Regions from separate parts of the Homo sapiens genome. Here regions 1 and 2 are each linked to region 3. A link is an interaction called in ENCODE POLR2A ChIA-PET data of the cell type or tissue named here. Cell type or tissue: endothelial cell of umbilical vein. All regions are shown on one strand. Each heading gives the region's core, and the rest is flanking DNA. Links, peaks and the distances in the headings are about the cores only.

What was found. Peaks named below come from ENCODE experiments on the same cell type or tissue, not always from the same donor. Only the 100,000 strongest peaks of a DNase experiment are listed, where the experiment ranks them.
Region 1: POLR2A ChIA-PET joins it to region 3 with 5 read pairs; 1 of 35 experiments calls an interaction of 5 or more read pairs at or near these places.
Region 2: POLR2A ChIA-PET joins it to region 3 with 5 read pairs; 2 of 35 experiments call an interaction of 5 or more read pairs at or near these places.

The regions. Positions count from the first base shown.
Region 1 is chr3:66,104,435-66,110,040 of GRCh38, reverse strand. No RefSeq gene overlaps it. Among named protein-coding and RNA genes, the nearest start is that of MAGI1, 68 kb to the right of the region's middle. In endothelial cell of umbilical vein, for the core only: no CTCF peak of the experiment used is centred there; DNase peaks (open chromatin) are centred at 1,930 and 3,030; H3K27ac peaks cover 1,510 bases.
Region 2 is chr3:66,251,665-66,257,270 of GRCh38, reverse strand. The region is part of intron 3 of SLC25A26 (solute carrier family 25 member 26); the gene reads right to left. Among named protein-coding and RNA genes, the nearest start is that of SLC25A26, 33 kb to the right of the region's middle. In endothelial cell of umbilical vein, for the core only: a CTCF peak has its summit at 3,055 (motif pointing left); a DNase peak (open chromatin) is centred at 3,050; H3K27ac peaks cover 277 bases.
Region 3 is chr3:66,448,297-66,453,902 of GRCh38, reverse strand. LRIG1 (leucine rich repeats and immunoglobulin like domains 1) reads left to right here. Exons shown (of 19, transcript NM_015541.3): 3 at 2,270-2,344. Among named protein-coding and RNA genes, the nearest start is that of LRIG1, 50 kb to the left of the region's middle. In endothelial cell of umbilical vein, for the core only: no CTCF peak of the experiment used is centred there; a DNase peak (open chromatin) is centred at 3,072; H3K27ac peaks cover 314 bases.

The DNA.
Region 1 (5,606 bases), core at 413-5,412, 340 kb after region 3:
CCGTGGGCTCAAGTGATCCTCCCACCTCAGCCTCCCAAGTAGCTGGGACTACAGGTGTGTACCACTGCACCCGGCTAATTTTTGTTTTAATTTACTTTTTGGTAGGGACAGGGTCTCACTATGTTGCCCAGGCGGGTCTCAAACTCCTGGGCTCAAGTGATCCACTCTCCTTGGTTTCTCAAAGTGCTGGGATTATAGGCATGAACCAACACACTCAACTGAGGACACTTTTTTGAATTCTACTAGAAGTCCCAGCTAAACTAGAAGTGCTGCTCTGATTTAGGAGGGCAAGTACATCTGAAAATAAATTCTTCCATGGTCGAGCATAAAGACATAACTTGGACCCAGCTTTTCCCTCTGCTGGATGACTTTCTTTCATGACTGAGATGATCGGCAGATGACATCTGAATGCAACTTCTTTCCTTCTCTTTGGAGTATTAGGCAGTTGGTTGCCTCTATTCTCAAATAGAAATATGACAAAGACAGAAAGTATGCTCAAATTCTCATGATGTAGAGAAAGACAGAAGTCTTAAGAACTTCCCAGGCTTTTATTCTCTTCCTGGTAAAAATTTTTAAATTAACTCTTAGGAATGAGCTAGCCCAGGCCTGGCAGTGCTATCTTTAGTGTTCAACTCTTGCAACATTAAAGAAAGACCCCTACAGAGCAAATGGCCAAGGCCTTGGCCAGCTGAGGCAGGATCAACCAGAAGTCCCCTGGCAAAATATCTAAATCTAAGGGCAATATATCTGGAAGTAGAAATTAGGTGGATTACGAAGACGATATGAGAAAAAAAAAAAGCCCCAAACATTTCCCTCTGATCCAGCAATTCTTTTAAGAATTTGCCTTAAGGAAATTATTAAACAGTTAGGATTACTATAAAATGATACTTACGATAGAGTTGTTCATGTTAATATAATAATACAAAAAAACCCCACAAATTAACAGAATATGCTGTTAGAAACAGTTATATAAATTCTAGTATATCCACGTGATGCAATACTAGGTTGTCATTCAAAATGATGATAGAGATTTCTATTTTTTGACCAGGCGCAGTGGCTCATGCCTGTAATCCTAGCACTTTGGGAGGCTGAGGTGGGCAGATCACCTGAGGTCAGGAGTTCAAGACCAGCCTGGCCAGGATGGTGAAACCCCATCTCTACTAAAAATACAAAAATTAGCTGGGTATGGTAGTGCATGCTTGAGTACCAGCTACTCAGGAGGCTGAGGCAGGAGAATCGCTTGAACCCAGGAGGCAGAGATTGCAGTGAGCCGAGATCGCACCACTGCACTCCAGCCTAGATGACACGGCAAGACTCTGTCTCAAAAAAAAAAAAAAAAATTATATTTCTCAAGCTGAAAAAGAAGCCCATGATATATATTATTTGACTTTTTTTAAAAAATGTTACTAAATGCAGTAAGATGGTGTCTGTATTCTAGAATAATCATTCTTGAAGTGTGGTCCCTTGACCAGCAGCCTCAGAGTCACTTAGGAACTTGATAAAAATGCAAATTCTTGACCTCATCTCAAACCCACTTAATCAGAAACTCTGACAGTCAAGTCCAGCAAGCTGTTTTAATCAACTCTCCAGGTGATTTTGAGGCATGCTAAAGATTGAAAACCACTGGTTTAGAACAAAGAGGAGGTTGCTAAAACATATTTGCAGGGGATAAGTAAGAGCCTTGTCTCCCCTTTGTTATTCTATGTTATTCTAACAAAGCCCAGTACCAGGGGTATTAGGTGGAATGGTCAGTAATAGAAAATACCAGCTCAAATGGTCTTAAACAATTGGTCAATTTGTTACTTCACATAAACTTGGAATATGGCAGGTTCCAGATCCTGTATTTAAGACTCCACCTCCATTTGTTCTGATTCTTTCATGGATTTGCTTCATTTTCGGCTGGCAGCCAGATGGCTGTTGCAGTTCCAGGCATCACATCCAGACATACCACATCCGGAGGCAAAAAGGGGCCGTCTCTGCTGGAGTCTCTTTAGCACTAAAAAACCATTCCCAGGAGCCCTCCACTACAGAGCTATGCCAGTGTTCCTCATATCTCATATTTTATTAGCCAGCCTGGGTCACATGCTCATCCCTAAGCTAATTGCTGGTGAGAGGAATAAGAAAGCCCTGATTAGGGCTGGGCACCATGGCTCACACCTGTAATCCCAGCACTTTGGGAGGTTGCGGCTGGAGGATCACTTGAGGTCAGGAGTTTGAGACTAGCCTGGCCAATATGGTGAAATCTCATCTCTACTAAAAAATACAAAAATTAGCCAGGTATGGTGGCTCGTGCCTGTAATCCCAGCTCCTCAGGAGGCTGAGGCAGGAGAATTACTTGAGCCCAGGAGGTGGAGGCTGCAGTGAGCCAAGATCGCACCACTGCAGTCCAGCCTGGGGCGACAGAGAAAGACTGTCTCAAAAAAAAAGAGAAAGCCCTGATTAGCTTAGATGAAACAAGATTCGCCCCTAAGCTAGGGATAAGATCACCTTCCCTGCTGAACATGCTGAACAAAACTGAGGTCCTGCTAGAAAGACAGAAAGGGAGAAAATGGCTTTTTTTTTGACAGAGCTTCGCTCTCGTTGCCCAGGCTGGAGTGCAGTGGCGCAATCTTGGCTCACAGCAACCTCTGCCGCCCGGGTTCAAGCGATTCTCCTGCCTCGGCCTCCCAAGTAGCGGGAATTACAGGCATGTGCCACCACGCCTGGCTAATTTTTCTATTTTTAGTAGAGACAGGGTTTCACCATGATGGTCAGGCTAGTCTCGAACTCCTGACCTCAGGTAATCCACCCACCTTGACCTCCCAAAGTGCTGGGATTACAGTTGTGAGCCACTGTGCCCAGCCTGAAAACAGCTTTGGGGTAAAAAACAAACTGCCTGCTACATTTGATCTAGGCTCAAAACAGCTTTTCTGTATTTTTCTATAAAACCCATGACTGCCACAAGTAACTTGTTAGGTGTGTTTTAAAAAATGGAGGTTGCTGGGTTTGTTTTGTTTTGTTTCTAGCCATTTCCTGTTTTGGAAATGACTCTTGAGTTTCAAGAGGAAGAAGAATTATGTCATACAAGGTTTTCTTTCTTCTTTTCTTTTAAGGCAGCTTCAAAGACTGACAATACTCCCGGCCCCTCCACTGTCTGGGCCGCTGTGCAACCTTCCAAGTGTGAAGTGACAGCCTTGTGTGTGATCTTTCTGCCTTCCCCAAGTTTGCATTTTTGACATTAAAGTTTACTTTTTAATTAAAAAAAAAAAAAGACTGACAATACTATGTGCTAGCAAATTGGTACAAACACTTTGAAAAACTCTTTGGTATTATCTACCAAAGCTAAATATTCATTTATCCTATGCCCAAGCAATTTCACTCCTAGGAATTCTGAGAGACATGTGTGCATTGGTGTGCCAAAAAAAAAAAAAAAAAAAAAAAGTTCATAACAGCTTTCTTCACAACAGCACCCAACTGGAAACAATTTACATATGTATAAACAAAATACGGATCGATCAGTTGTGGTAGAGACATACAAAGAAATAGGACACAATACTGAAAACGAACAAGGTGCGGCTACTTCCAACAGCATGAATGTATCTCACAGATACCAGATCAAATGAAAGAAGTCAGACATAAAATAACAGATACCATATGATTCTATTACATGAAGTTCAAAAACAGGCAAATTCAATCTAAGGTGATGGAAGTCAGGAAGAGTTGTTACCTACACTGAAAAAGAAAAATTTCAAAGGTGGTCTTGCCTCACCAGACCAATAGATTTTATAATCAAAGCAGTGCAACGGGTGCAAAAAAAAAAAAAAAAAAAAAAAAAAAAAAGACAAATAGACTTGTGGAATAAAATGCCCAAATATAGATTCAAATTGAAATGAACACTTTTAGCGTATGATAAAGATGGCACTTCAAATCACTGGGGCAAAGACAGATTTTTACTAAATAGGGCTGAGAAAAATGAATAGCCACTTGTAAAAGATAAAATTAAATGCATATTTCCCATCACGCACAAGAATAAACTCCAAATGGACCAGGAAGCTAAATGAAAAAGGAAAAAATAAGTAAAACTATACATATACTAAAAGAAAACATGGGTGAATTCCTCATTAACCTTAATGTAGGGAAAGACTTTATAATGACTCAAAAATCCTGAGGCAGTAAAAGAGGGATAAATTTGACCGCATAATGTGTATTTTGTCACACACATTAACAATTATGTATGACAAAAAGACAACTGGACAAACCTAAAGAAAATATTTGCAATATGTATATATAAAAAAAAGACTAATATCTCTAGCTGGGTGTGGTGGCTCACACCTGTAATCCTAGCACTTTGGGAGGCTGAGGTGGACAGATTGCCTGAGCTCAGGAGTTCAAGAACAGCCTGGGCAACAGGGTGAAACACCGTGTCTACGAAAATAAAATAATAAAAAATATTAGTCGGGCATGGTGGTGCACGCCTGTACTCCCAGCTACTCAGGAGGTTGAGGCACGAGAATCACTTGAACCCAGAAGGCGGAGGTTGTAGTGAGCAGAGATCACGCCACTGCACTCCAGCCTGGGCAACAGAGCAAGACTCTGTTTCCAAAAAGAGAGAGAGAACATTTTGAAATTAGATTAAAACTAATAAAAGAAGGGGAAAGACACATGGACAGACAATTCAGCACAAAAAATACATATGTACAGATGGTCCTTAAAAATACATATGTACAGATGTACAGTTGACAAGATGTGCAAACTGCCCCCCAATTAGATAAATGTAAATTAAAACTATATTGAAATACCATTCCCCACCTGCTAGATTTGTAAAAATCAAAAGGTATGACACCCTGGGCGTGGTGGCTCACTCCTGTAATCCCAGCACTTTAGGAGGCCAGGGTGAGCAGATCACTTGAGCCCAAGAGTTTGAGACCAGCCTAGGCAACATGGTGAAACCCCAATCTCTTTAAACAATATAAAAATCAGCCAGGCATGGTGGCGTTCACCTGTGGTCCCAGCTACTCAGGAGGCTGAGGTGGGAGGATCACTTGGGCCTGGGTGGTCGAGGCTGCAGTGAGTCATGATCAAGCCACTGCACTCCAGCAGGGGTGACAGAGCGAGACCCTGTCTCAAAAAAAAAGTATGACAAATCATTCTGATAGCAAGATCATAGGGAAATAGACACTGTCATACACTGCTGATGGAAATACATGATAGTACAATCCCTACAGAGGGGAATTTGGAACTACCTGACAAAACTACCCACTAACATGTTGAGCCAGCAATTCCCTTTCTAGCAATTCATAGTGGAGACACATTTCCAACAATATAAAAATACACACAAATAATTACAGCATTGTTTGTCATTGTAAAATATTGGAAACCACCTACATGCCCACAGATGGGATACTGGATGAATAAACTGAAGCACACTCACACAATGGAGTATTGTGTTGCTGTAAAAAGAGAATGAGGAAGCTCTCAATGAACTGGTATAAAGTAATTTCCAATAGCATGTTTCAAGTGAAAAAACAGAGTATCTGTAGTAGGCTACCTCTGTGTAAGAAAGAAGGAGATGAAAGGAAATATACAAGGGATGGACACCATGGAAACTAATGAGACTGATTAACAAC
Region 2 (5,606 bases), core at 413-5,412, 200 kb after region 3:
CTTGGACCAGAAATCTTTATGGTATCTTTTTAGGTCCTTATTTCTATAATTCTTAATTTTCCAAAATTATACCTTATCTAACCTCAAAAGATTCCCTCCCTCTGTATTCTTAATTCCCAAATAAGCTTTCTTATCTGACGTTTTTTACTTACTAGCTTACACCATATAGTTTGTGAAATATATTTCCTCTTCTACTAAATTGTAAGCACCCTGACAGCAAGAAGATGGTATGCACCAAACTTACTAATCAGCTGGTGTATTATTTTATGTTGAAAACAAATGAAACTAGCCAGGAGGAAATGAATCAGCAAAAAAATAATCATCAATTCCACAGAAATGACTTCTCCATACTTTAGAATTTACATATAAATATACATAGAAACAGGGTATCGTTCTGTCACTCAGACTACAGTAAGGTGGCATGGTCAAAGCTCACTGCAGCCTCAGTCCTGGGCCCAAGTGATCCTCCCATCTCAGCCTCTTGCGGAGCTGGGACTACGGGTGTGCCACCACACCCTGCTAATTTTTTCATCTTTTAGTAGAGAAAGGATCTTGCTATGTTGCCCAGGCTGGTCCCAAACTCCTGGCCTCAAATGATCCACCTGCCTCAACCTCCCAAAGCACTGGAATTACAAGCGAGAGCCACCATGTCCAGCCTAATTTTTTTTGTTTTGCCTCTACATATATTTATTGCCTATACATATACTTATGTAAAGAGTAGGGAAAAAACAGAGTAGAATTACAGGTGTTTCTTTTCTACCTACCTATATTTTCTAAATTCTCTACAATTCACATTTATTATTATTTCACAAGTTTTTAACATAATTTCAAAGGAAAAAAGTATTTATTATGGACCAAAGATTTTAAGTGAGGAAGAAAAATAAAATAAAAGGGCTAATTTAAAATATGCTTTTAGATGGCAACCTATCAGCCTTGATAAAAAGGACATATTATAAATTTAGTAGCAATAAATCCACAAAAACAGATTAAACAGCTTACCAGTAAGGCCTAAAATTGGGTATAAGTCCAACGAAACCTACATGAACCTAACAGGACAGCTCCCAGCATCTAAAACTCATTAAAGAACTGAAAATAAATAAATAAGAAAAAATAAGAGAAAGAAAAGGGTATACTAACTCCTTGTATTTTTCAATTCAAGAGGTCAAGAGTGAAATCCGACCCCAATATGTGAAGAAAATAGGAACTGTCTACTTCTGTGGTTTGGTATAAATATTTATGGAACTTCATGCTTCATAACCCTCCAAGTTCTTACTATTGTGTTTTTAGTTCTTAAAAATACAGATGCAGAAGAAAAACTTTGAAAAGCCTCTCCGATAAAAAATCAATCTAACTAGCTGAGGGGTACAAAGCACCCAGCATGGCTTCCTGACTTCTGCTGGGTGACAACTGTGGCATGAGAGATGCTACAAAGTAATGCTTCTGCTTCCTCCAGTACCTCCGGAGCCTTCCATTTGGTTTTCTATTAACTCTGATCCTTCTTAGATTTGAATTTGAGCTACAACAAAGTATTTCACTGCACAAGAACAAAAACATGTTACAGTATTATGGTTCTATGAAAGGAAACAGAATGTCATCTGTGGGTCTCTTGGTAAATCCATTCTGTAAAGCATTCTTTCCTTATAAATCTGAGGTTCAGTATGAATCCATGACACAGGAATGGTGGCATTTTCACTAAATCCAAGAATGTTTTAAATGTTAAAGTTCTATCTAAAAACAAGAACTACTAAGGTTTTCCATAAAGGAAAAAAAAAAAAAACATGCTCCCTCCATACTTTATCAAAATCAAAATGCAATGCTGGCCTCCTTAAATATGCCAAAATATGAAACCTTAGATTAAAATGTTGATTAAATCATGATGCTGCTACCAAGATTTTTCTTCCTTTGGCATAAATAAAATATTTTCTGTTGTTTTTAATTGACTGCTGCAGCTAAGGACTGAATGTTTCCTTTTGATATTTATTAAATGAAACACCAAGAACCAGGTGCACATGCATGCTGCCCCTGCTACTCAGGGAGGTGAAGACAGGAGGATAACTTGAGGTCACAAGTTTGGAGCCAGCCTAGGCCACCTATGAGATCCTGTCTCTTTAAACAAAAACAAAAACCCAAGATGCAAGACTACAAATCATAAAACTAAACATTTGAAAGGGAAAAAATTCCAGTGAACTTCGGCCTCACTTTAGGTACTGAGTGGAGGAAAAGAGAGATGGATGCTGCTAAAACCCCTGGTTCTTTCATTGCCACAGCCAAGTTCCCTTCCTTCAACACATCACCACCAGGGTTTTACAACTGCACCCTGTCCTCTAGTTCTGGAAATGCTCTTCAAAGTCCCTAAGTATCCCCAATAATACCTTTTATTAACATTACATCTTCTTCGCAACTATTTCAACATAGTTCACAAAAAAAATTCTGATTTAAGATTTTTCTCCAAGAAACTCCATCAACTACCTGCAAATATTCCTCTGATATTAGAAGCTAATTATGTCACCATTTTATATATAAATCAATCTGAGATCATAGAAGTTGCTGAAGGTCAGAGAGCTACTTAGCTCAGGAAGCATGGGTGAAACCCAAGTGTTCTGACTATCATCTCCAGAATTATTTTTCAATAAAGATGTCATACTTACACACATCTAATGCACTTAGAGGTTCAAGGTTTAATTTCAGCTAATGCTTCATGTTTCAACAGGCAACTCTATAACCAATTCAACAGAAATTTAACAATACACTGAACAGAGCCACTCAAAGCTTCATCGTATTCAAAGCAAAAGCTGCTTTGGACTTTCCAGAGCAAACTCAAAGTGGCAAATTAGTAAGACAGGGGGTCAGGGAGAGACCCCTGGAAACTATGAAGATTTTTGAAATGCAATTTGCTTACGTGTATTTCATTTCCACATTCTCTTTGTAATTCCCAAAATTCTCTTTAGAAAGCAGGTTTCCAATTAAGAATATTTTACATCTCTTTCTATACCATCATTTAAAAAATCAAAAACCTCTACAACAGTTCATTTGTGTGTCAAGTCTGCCATCTTCTGTTGATAAATGGAATTACAGCTGTTGACAAAACCAATTTACAAATCCTAACTTACACTCCTTAGATTTTAATTTTTACCTACTTGCATTGGGACCTATGTTCATCAAACCTTTCCCCCTTATAAGACTCTTTCCAATCACGCAAATAAGTTCAATCGTTGTAGGTATTAGTCTTCCCTCGCCTGACAAGACTGCTGTCACGGGTAATACAGACTACACAAGGAAGTCTTCTCAAAGAAAATAACTCTATCAACACTTAGTCCCTGTGTCTACAATTTGTTCACAGAATTTTATACAACCCAAAAGATAAGCCTCAAATGGCTTTTTTGCTTTTGTATTTTTCCATAACAGAAATGAGCCATGATTTCACAGGAGGTGACAAACATCCCATGGATGGATTTATAGATTCCCACCAATACAAAAATCTGAACGTTGAGGAGGTGGCAATGGTGACTGTATTTGCTTCCTACTGCTGCTCTGACAAATCACCACACATTTAGTGGCTTAAAACATAAGCTTATTATCTATAATTCTGAAGGTATGAATTCCAAAATGGGTCTTCCTGAGCTAAGACCGAGAGATGTCAGTCAGGCAGTATGCCTTCTGGAAGCTGCAAGGGAATGTTGACTTCCTGCTTTCTAGGGCTCCCCTGCACTCCTTGGTTTGTGGCCCCTCGCTCTATCTTTGGACCAGCAGTATACCATCTTCAGCTCTCTGACCCCCGCTCCCCTCTCCTAAGGACCCTACTGATTAGACTGGGCCCACGTGGATAATCCAGAAAACTCTTTCCACCTCAACATTTTTTTTTTTTTTTTGAGATGGAGTCTCACTCTGTCACCCAGGCTGGAGTGCAGTGGCGCGATCTGCAAGCTCCACCTCCCAAGTTCACCCCATTCTCCTGCCTCAGCCTCCCGAGTAGCTGGGACTACAGGCGTCCACCACCATGCCCGACTAACTTTTTTTTGCTTTTTTTTTTAGAGACAAGCTTTCACCGTGTTAGCCAGGACGGTCTTGATCTCCTGACCTCACGATCCGCCCGCCTTAGCCTCCCAAAGTGCTGGGATTACAGGCATGAGCCACTGCGCCCGGCCCCCATCTCAACATTCTTAATATTATCTGCCAAATCTCTTTCCCGTGTGAAGAAACACATTCAGAGATTTGGGGACTAGGACATATTTATGGGGGGGGGGGGGCATTATTTTGCCTATCACAGTAACCAACGGCAAATTTTGGAACCTGACCTTTTAAGAAACCAGTGATGTGAATCCTTACTGCACAAGTAGTATACTTACCGCTACTTCTGCCATTTTTTAAATACTACATGAAAAAGAAAACAGAGGTGCTCCTGGAAGTATACAGAGAAATATTTATCTAATTACTTATTCTACAGTGGTGTTTTATTATTAGCTGGGAATAATAATAGCTGGGAAACTTGGAGCACATCACTAAACTTCTTTGAATTTCAATTTTTTCACCTTCTGAATAGATACCTTTCCCAAAACTAGGAAATTCTAAAAACGTGCCGCATTCAGCAACTTGTGTGAAATGGGGCTAGACCCAATGTTTATTCAATATTTTGTGTGTCAGATGCTAGGCTGGACACTTTGTTAAGTGCTGTATAATTTCATCCTTGTAAGAACTGTGACTGGGATGGCATTAATCCTATTTTTTCAAGATGAGGAAAAGAGCATTTCAGTGAAGGCAAGTAAATGGCCTACAGACAAATAAGTGGACAAGTCACAAATCTGACCCCGATCTGTGTAACTTGACAGCCCATGGTCCATACCTTGCTACCTCCCTACAGACATCCTCAAATACTCCCTAGTTATTTAACAGATGGATCCAACTTACTTATATGCTCCTCAAAAACGGGGATCAAATTTCTTATTCGGTGTCTCTTAGCACCTATTAATAGTATTAGCTATACAACTCAAATATTGAAAAGCACACAATCACAAACCAAAGCAAATAAGTGACAGTTGCATTTAATTCAAGAACCCTAATCTTAACAAGGCAATATTTTAGGAAATAAAGGTTTGTCACTGACAGAGTTCAGGCTCGCTTGGAAGTGGCCAATCCTAACCTCCTTTGGTATTTTGGTCCTTTGAGAGTAGTATTCAGTCTTTCCATTTACAATGCAGTGGCAATAACTGACCAAGTTACACTCCTGTGGCTCAGAATCGTTTCTTCAACTTCATCAACCTATATGAAAATCATACTGTGCCTATAAAGCTCAACTTAATTGTGTTCTATAAACTCATGCAGCTCTTAAATAAAAAGTTAACAGAGCTTCCCTTCCTTTTTGTCCACTAACTAAATAAAAAAATCAATGAAATATACTCTCCCAGGTCATGAATCAATACCATCTGAACTAACACTGCATACTATATTAGAAAAAGAAAATCCATACAACAGAAAACAATCTGAAATATGTTAGAAAAGGAACTCATCGAGAAACTGGGGGTGAGGATGCAGATGGGGTACAATGTTCCTTTCTACAGGCCTCACTGATAAATCTCTTCAGCACATTCATGCCTGTACTATAGATGAAT
Region 3 (5,606 bases), core at 255-5,254:
TGTCACAGATACAGTAGGCCTGGCCTGAGACCAGGCTCATCAGGCGTAGCCCCCTGCAGAGAAGTCCATACGCTTTGTTTCAGGTTTAAAATCAAGTGAGATCCTAAGCTGGCTGAAAAACAACTGTGCTGTTACCTAAGGGATTATGAGCTTTCCAGCTGGCCTTTGAGCCCGCTGCTCTCCTCTGGTTTGTAGTCATACTTTTTTCAGGTCTTGGCCATGTCCTCTCTAGTAGCATGACCCTAGATGAGTGACTTAAACTGGCCTAGAGAACTTACCGGTAATGTAGAGAATGGTAGTAGTTAACCTGGTACCTGATTCAAAGTTGTTGTGATGGTGAAAGTGCACGAGGCATGTCGAGTTTTTGCTGAAATAAAGAAATAGAAGGTAATGAGGAAAAACCTAGACTTTGGGGCTAGGCACCCTGGGCCACTGCAACTTATTGCTGGTGACCTTGGTCAAATTACTTAACATCTGTGTTTCAGTTTCCTCATTGGTGCAGTGGAAATGTTCCTGAGACCTACTTCTGAGGGCTGTAGAGATGCATTAATATACTGAAAAGCTCTTAGAGCTGTGCCTGGCACATAGTCAGCCTTCATTAATTTACCTGCTTTTGTTTTTGTTACTAACATTCTCTGTGTTTGAGAAGAAATCGCAAGCAATGAAAGAGTTCTTAGGCAAGCTGCCTGATTGACAGCAGGTCCCCGACCTTAGTTTTTCTTGCTCTGATAAAACCTGGGGGTCTCTTGTAATAATAGGTACGTTGATGGGTACTATGAAAAATTTATTAGCTGAGATTAAGACTAATGGGGAGTTTTCAGTGTCCCTGAGTGAGGATGGGAAATGGATCACAGCAGGGTTGGAGGAGATAAAAGGTGAAGCAGAAACAATCTGATTTAGGGGGCAGTCAGATAAGAGACTGTTAAAGTAATTAATTGTCTATTTCAACACACAAACAAGGGCCCTTTAAGTGGAGAAAAGATTTGCCACATGATACGGATCTGCCTTCTCTCTGCCAGATGCTTCAGCCATGAAGCTATTGAAACAGGCATTCTATGTCCCACAGCCCAGTAATTGCCAAGCTTCATCCCTAACTGGCTTTGGCACTGAAGAAAGCAAATGGGATAATTCAAGGCCTTTCCTTTTTTTTTTCCTTCTCCTATTCACTTCTATAAAAGATGGCAGACAACCAGATTATTCTCTTCAAGCACATGCTAGCTGTATACTTGTATGAGTACAGCTGTGATTTCAGTTGCTTTGTCTTCAAACAGAAACAGGATGCTCTGTGTTAGACGTACCTCCCTTAAAAAACTGAGAATAAGAACCCAGTTTTATCCCCTTGACTTTGCATCGCAAGTACAATTTCTTTCTAGCCCATCACCTGGCAGAAAGCCTGAACACTTTGCTTTGGTTTTCTTAAGGATTGTTGGGCTCACTTTGCAAGTCTGATTTTGGATTCTCTTCCCAGATTTGGAAATACATGTCCATGTAAGGAGGCCAGATTGCACAGCCTCTGGGGGCAGACCAGGCGAGCCGTGCTTTGGTTCGTGGGTTTCCCCTTCCGTTAAGAGATATTAACTATGGAAATACATATTTGGACTATTTTAGCAGGAAGGGAGCTTGGAGAGCAACTCTCGTCTGTGGAGAATTTTCAAAGTGTCTATGCGCAAAAGTGTGTGTATATATGTTCATTTTCCTGGGGGATGCATCCAGAGGCTTCATCAGAGTCCAGCTGGAACCTCAAATGGAAGAGAGTCTCTGAGTCCAGTTCCCTTGTTATTTCACAGATGAGGCACTGAAATAATTGGCCCCATGTGTCCCAAGCCCCTCAGAACTCCATGTGAGCCAGGGCGTGAGTCTCTGGCTCTTGTTCCACACATGTTGCCCTTTGACAGGGGCAAATTTCGGCCCACGGGGAGTGTTCTCACCGATGGTCTTAGGGGCGCTTTTGTCCCGAACCTGCCTCTTGGCTTGTTCTCACTGTTCCTTGTCTTGATTTCTGAGTTTGATGGGAAGCTGATGGGAGACAGGAGATGCTTCCCCTTAGTGTTTGTTTCTAGCCATGGGTGTGATCAGTGGCTAGTTTTTGTGATCTCATGTGACTTCTTTCCCTTTAAAAACTCACTGCTAAATTCTTTCTCTTTTCTCCAACATTAGAATATAGGTTTACTGTGGCAGACTTAGCAGCGTTTGTTTATTTCTGTTGTATGTGTATGATTTCAGACTAATTCAAATGCCTTACATGATTAATTTCTTGTTGTTGTTACAGGTACCTCAATAATAATGAGTTGACAGCGGTACCATCCCTGGGCGCTGCTTCATCACATGTCGTCTCTCTCTTTCTGTAAGTGGTGCCGTTTGGGGGACTCTGGGCTGTGTGGTGGGGCCATGGTGTTTGTTGCCTTGCTGATACCTGGTGGCAGGATAACTTGAGTTCATGTGCTCGCTGGTGAAGAAAGACCTTTCTTCATGTGGCCCTCATGATCATGACAAACGCTTTGCTTGCTGTTTTGGGATTTGCAGAATTAAACGCTGGAAGTTTTACCTCATCTTTAATTTGCAAGAAAGTAGGTCTTTTGTCTTTTTTTTTTTTAATGCGCAGAGGTATATGGAACTAGATTTCTTGCTTCTGTGGTTGGTTAAGCTGCAACTTTGAGTAAAACTGGAGTTAAAGGAAGCTGTGTCAGTTATAAGACAGCAAGCTAATCTTTGTGCCAGTGAATTGGGTAATGTGACTCAGTTTACTTTTGTGGCTTTAAGAAAAAGAAAGTGCCCCCAGGCCTCTGGAATCAACGTAAAACTATGTTGTCATGGTCAAGTGTTAGATAAGATGCGATCTATTTGTTCTAGACAGCACACTGGAAATGAAAAAGCAGATGAAGGGCCTTAGCTAAAAAGACATGAAGGCACCCATTGGGAATATTATCATTTGTGCTGTTACAAACCTTTGCTAGAGAACTGAGCACTGATCCTACCCCTATTTCTTCAGCAGTCAGGTGGAGGAGCTTGCTTGTTTTAAACTCACCCAGAAGACTTTCCAGATAAACCAGCCATGAGTCCAACAGTTTTCTCTGCCAGATTTTATTGGCAGCTTCCCCAGCAGAGCACCTCCCTCTTCACACTGAATTTCCTGTTTCCACTCCAGGCTTTCATAGTTTAATTTTATTTTGATTTTGCTGGTTTTATAATTAGTTTGCTCACCTATATGAATCTTTTCTCAATACTGAGGCTCGGCAGGCTGAGCAGAGAAACTTTGCAAGAAGGTGCTATTAATAAGAGTGCTGGCATAGCTTACAGATCTCGGATCTTTGGCTGGCAGCATGCCCTGTGTTCAGGAGGTGCTGTGTCCCTGTGAAACATGGTCTTGGGTTTAACCCTTTTCATGGCATTGTGGGATTGCAGGAGAGCGTGGGGGGTTAGAATTGCACTTCACTCTGTGCCCTGGACAGATGACCTAGTCTCTCTGAACCTCGTTTCCCTCATTTACATAATGCATTTTTGACCCATTTTATACATGAGGAAAGTGAGGCCCGGGGGAGTGGAATGTATATGAAGCTCCCAGCATTCTGTGGGAGTGTTTGACAAATGGTGGTTACTGTCATTGGCTGGTGGCTAGTTGTCACGTAGCTCCTTGGATCTTGGCAGGATCTCACCTTTAAGGCCGCAGGATTTAAGAGTCAGTCTCTGTTTCTGTGAAGTGCTGGAAGGAAGGTTTGTGGCCCTTTGTTCCCTTGATGGGTAAAGGTCTGACTTTATTTTGTACCCACTTGGTTTGTGGGCCCAGCATCTGGAAGGTGTTTAATTTTTGGCTTAATCAATGAGTTCGTCTTATGTGAGGCTGATAGGGATGTGATAACCTGTTGTGTGTCCATAAAGCAAAGCACTTGAAGATGCTAGGAGCTCCTTGCTGCTTAAAGCACAGGTCATGGACCATCAGTATTGAGTTAGCTTCGAGCTTGTTAGAAATGCAGAACCTCAGGCTTAATGCCAACACTACTGGATCAGAAGCTCCATTTAACAAGGGCCCTGGCCGTTTGTCCACGAGTTCAAGTTTGAGAAATGCTGATGTAACTGCTCTTGTTCCTCACATAGTGAGGAAGCTAGGGCCACAGAGAATATCTCTGTGTTGTCAGAGAGGAAACTGAGCCTCCCTGGAGGTCTTATAAGTTGTAAAAGTGAGAGGTGGAACTGAGACCAGACACAAACGCCTTTGCATCACTCCTTTAACCCCATGCACTCGGGGCAGGAGCGTGGCAGGTGACTCTGAACCACACTGTGCCAGAGGCAGGCAGGGCCCCCAGTTTGCCCCACGGGCCTGTGGCACTTAGAATTGCACCTTGCTCTGCTGACTAAAAATACATTTCTGTTCCTTGGCCCAAGTGCCAAGAGAAGTGGGGCTGTTTGGCCTTGTTCCTGCTATTCCATTAGACAGCATTGAAGTATGTAAAGCAGGAGAGAAAAAAAAGAGAGTTACTCCCTGTTTGGATTCAGTTTGGAAAATGCAGGTTAGCACTGGCAGCCAGCTCTTTGGCCTGAAGTTGGGCACCATCTGACTTGGTCAGTGATTTCTCTGAAATGACAGAAACCGAAGGGGCTTTATCTTGGTTTTCTCTGAGGTGCCTGTGTTCCCCATTCTTAGATTGGATGCCTGGATTCAGTGCTGGCAAGTTAGGTTAGCAGCATGACATCTGGGCAGCTGGATTATTGATAATGCTTCATGCCTTTTCTGTATTTCCCAAGTGGACCGTGCAAAGGACAAGGGAGAAAACAACAGAGCAGGCAGTGGATGAGCATCATTTTACAGCCCAAAGAACCACCTTCCTCATCCTAATCAATGAAGGCAGAAGACTTAGCAGCCCCATCCACATGATGATTCCAGTCATCCAGGTTTTGAACAGCAGGTTTTGCTGATGTGTCTCTTACTTTTCGGAACTAGTGAACTGAAGGGTGTCACGTGTTCTGTAAATATTTAGTAGGCACTTTTTGTGTCCCTGCAGTTGTGGCCCAGAGGCTGTCCCAGGGAGAAGCAGAAGCCTCAACACATCGTCTGAAAATGTGGTAGTTAATAGTTAGATGCTTATAGTCCTTAATCCTCAAATTCTTATTCCGTTTTTGTGGGCAGACAGAGGATCAGAAAAAAATAATCAAAATATGCAGAGAGAATAGAGCAAATGTCTGCTGAGGCCATGTGAGTGACAGGAGCCCAGACAACTTTCTTGGGACAAGTTTATAGGTAGATGCATCACAGAAAAGTCAGGGCTAGGTGTGGGTCCTGCTGTCTCTAATGTAGTTGTGACCTGGGATACATACGTTACTTTTTTTCTCAGATGAGGAAGTTGAAGCAGATGGTAGAAGTACCCTCGAAGCTTGTGTATTCTCTTTGTGACCCGAAAGTTGAGAGTAGGGGCAATAATGTCACAAAAGACATAGTTACCCTCTGACCAATAACCACTGTTGTTGCTTTCTGTCTTTTCACAGAAGTAGTGGGTTTGTTAATTTTCAGCTTGGACACCTATAATTATGGACTTTTGCCTCTGGAAGTTGGCCCTTTCTCTCTGTGTTTCATTTTGCTTATGCAGAATTGAGCCGACTTCCAGACACCAGAG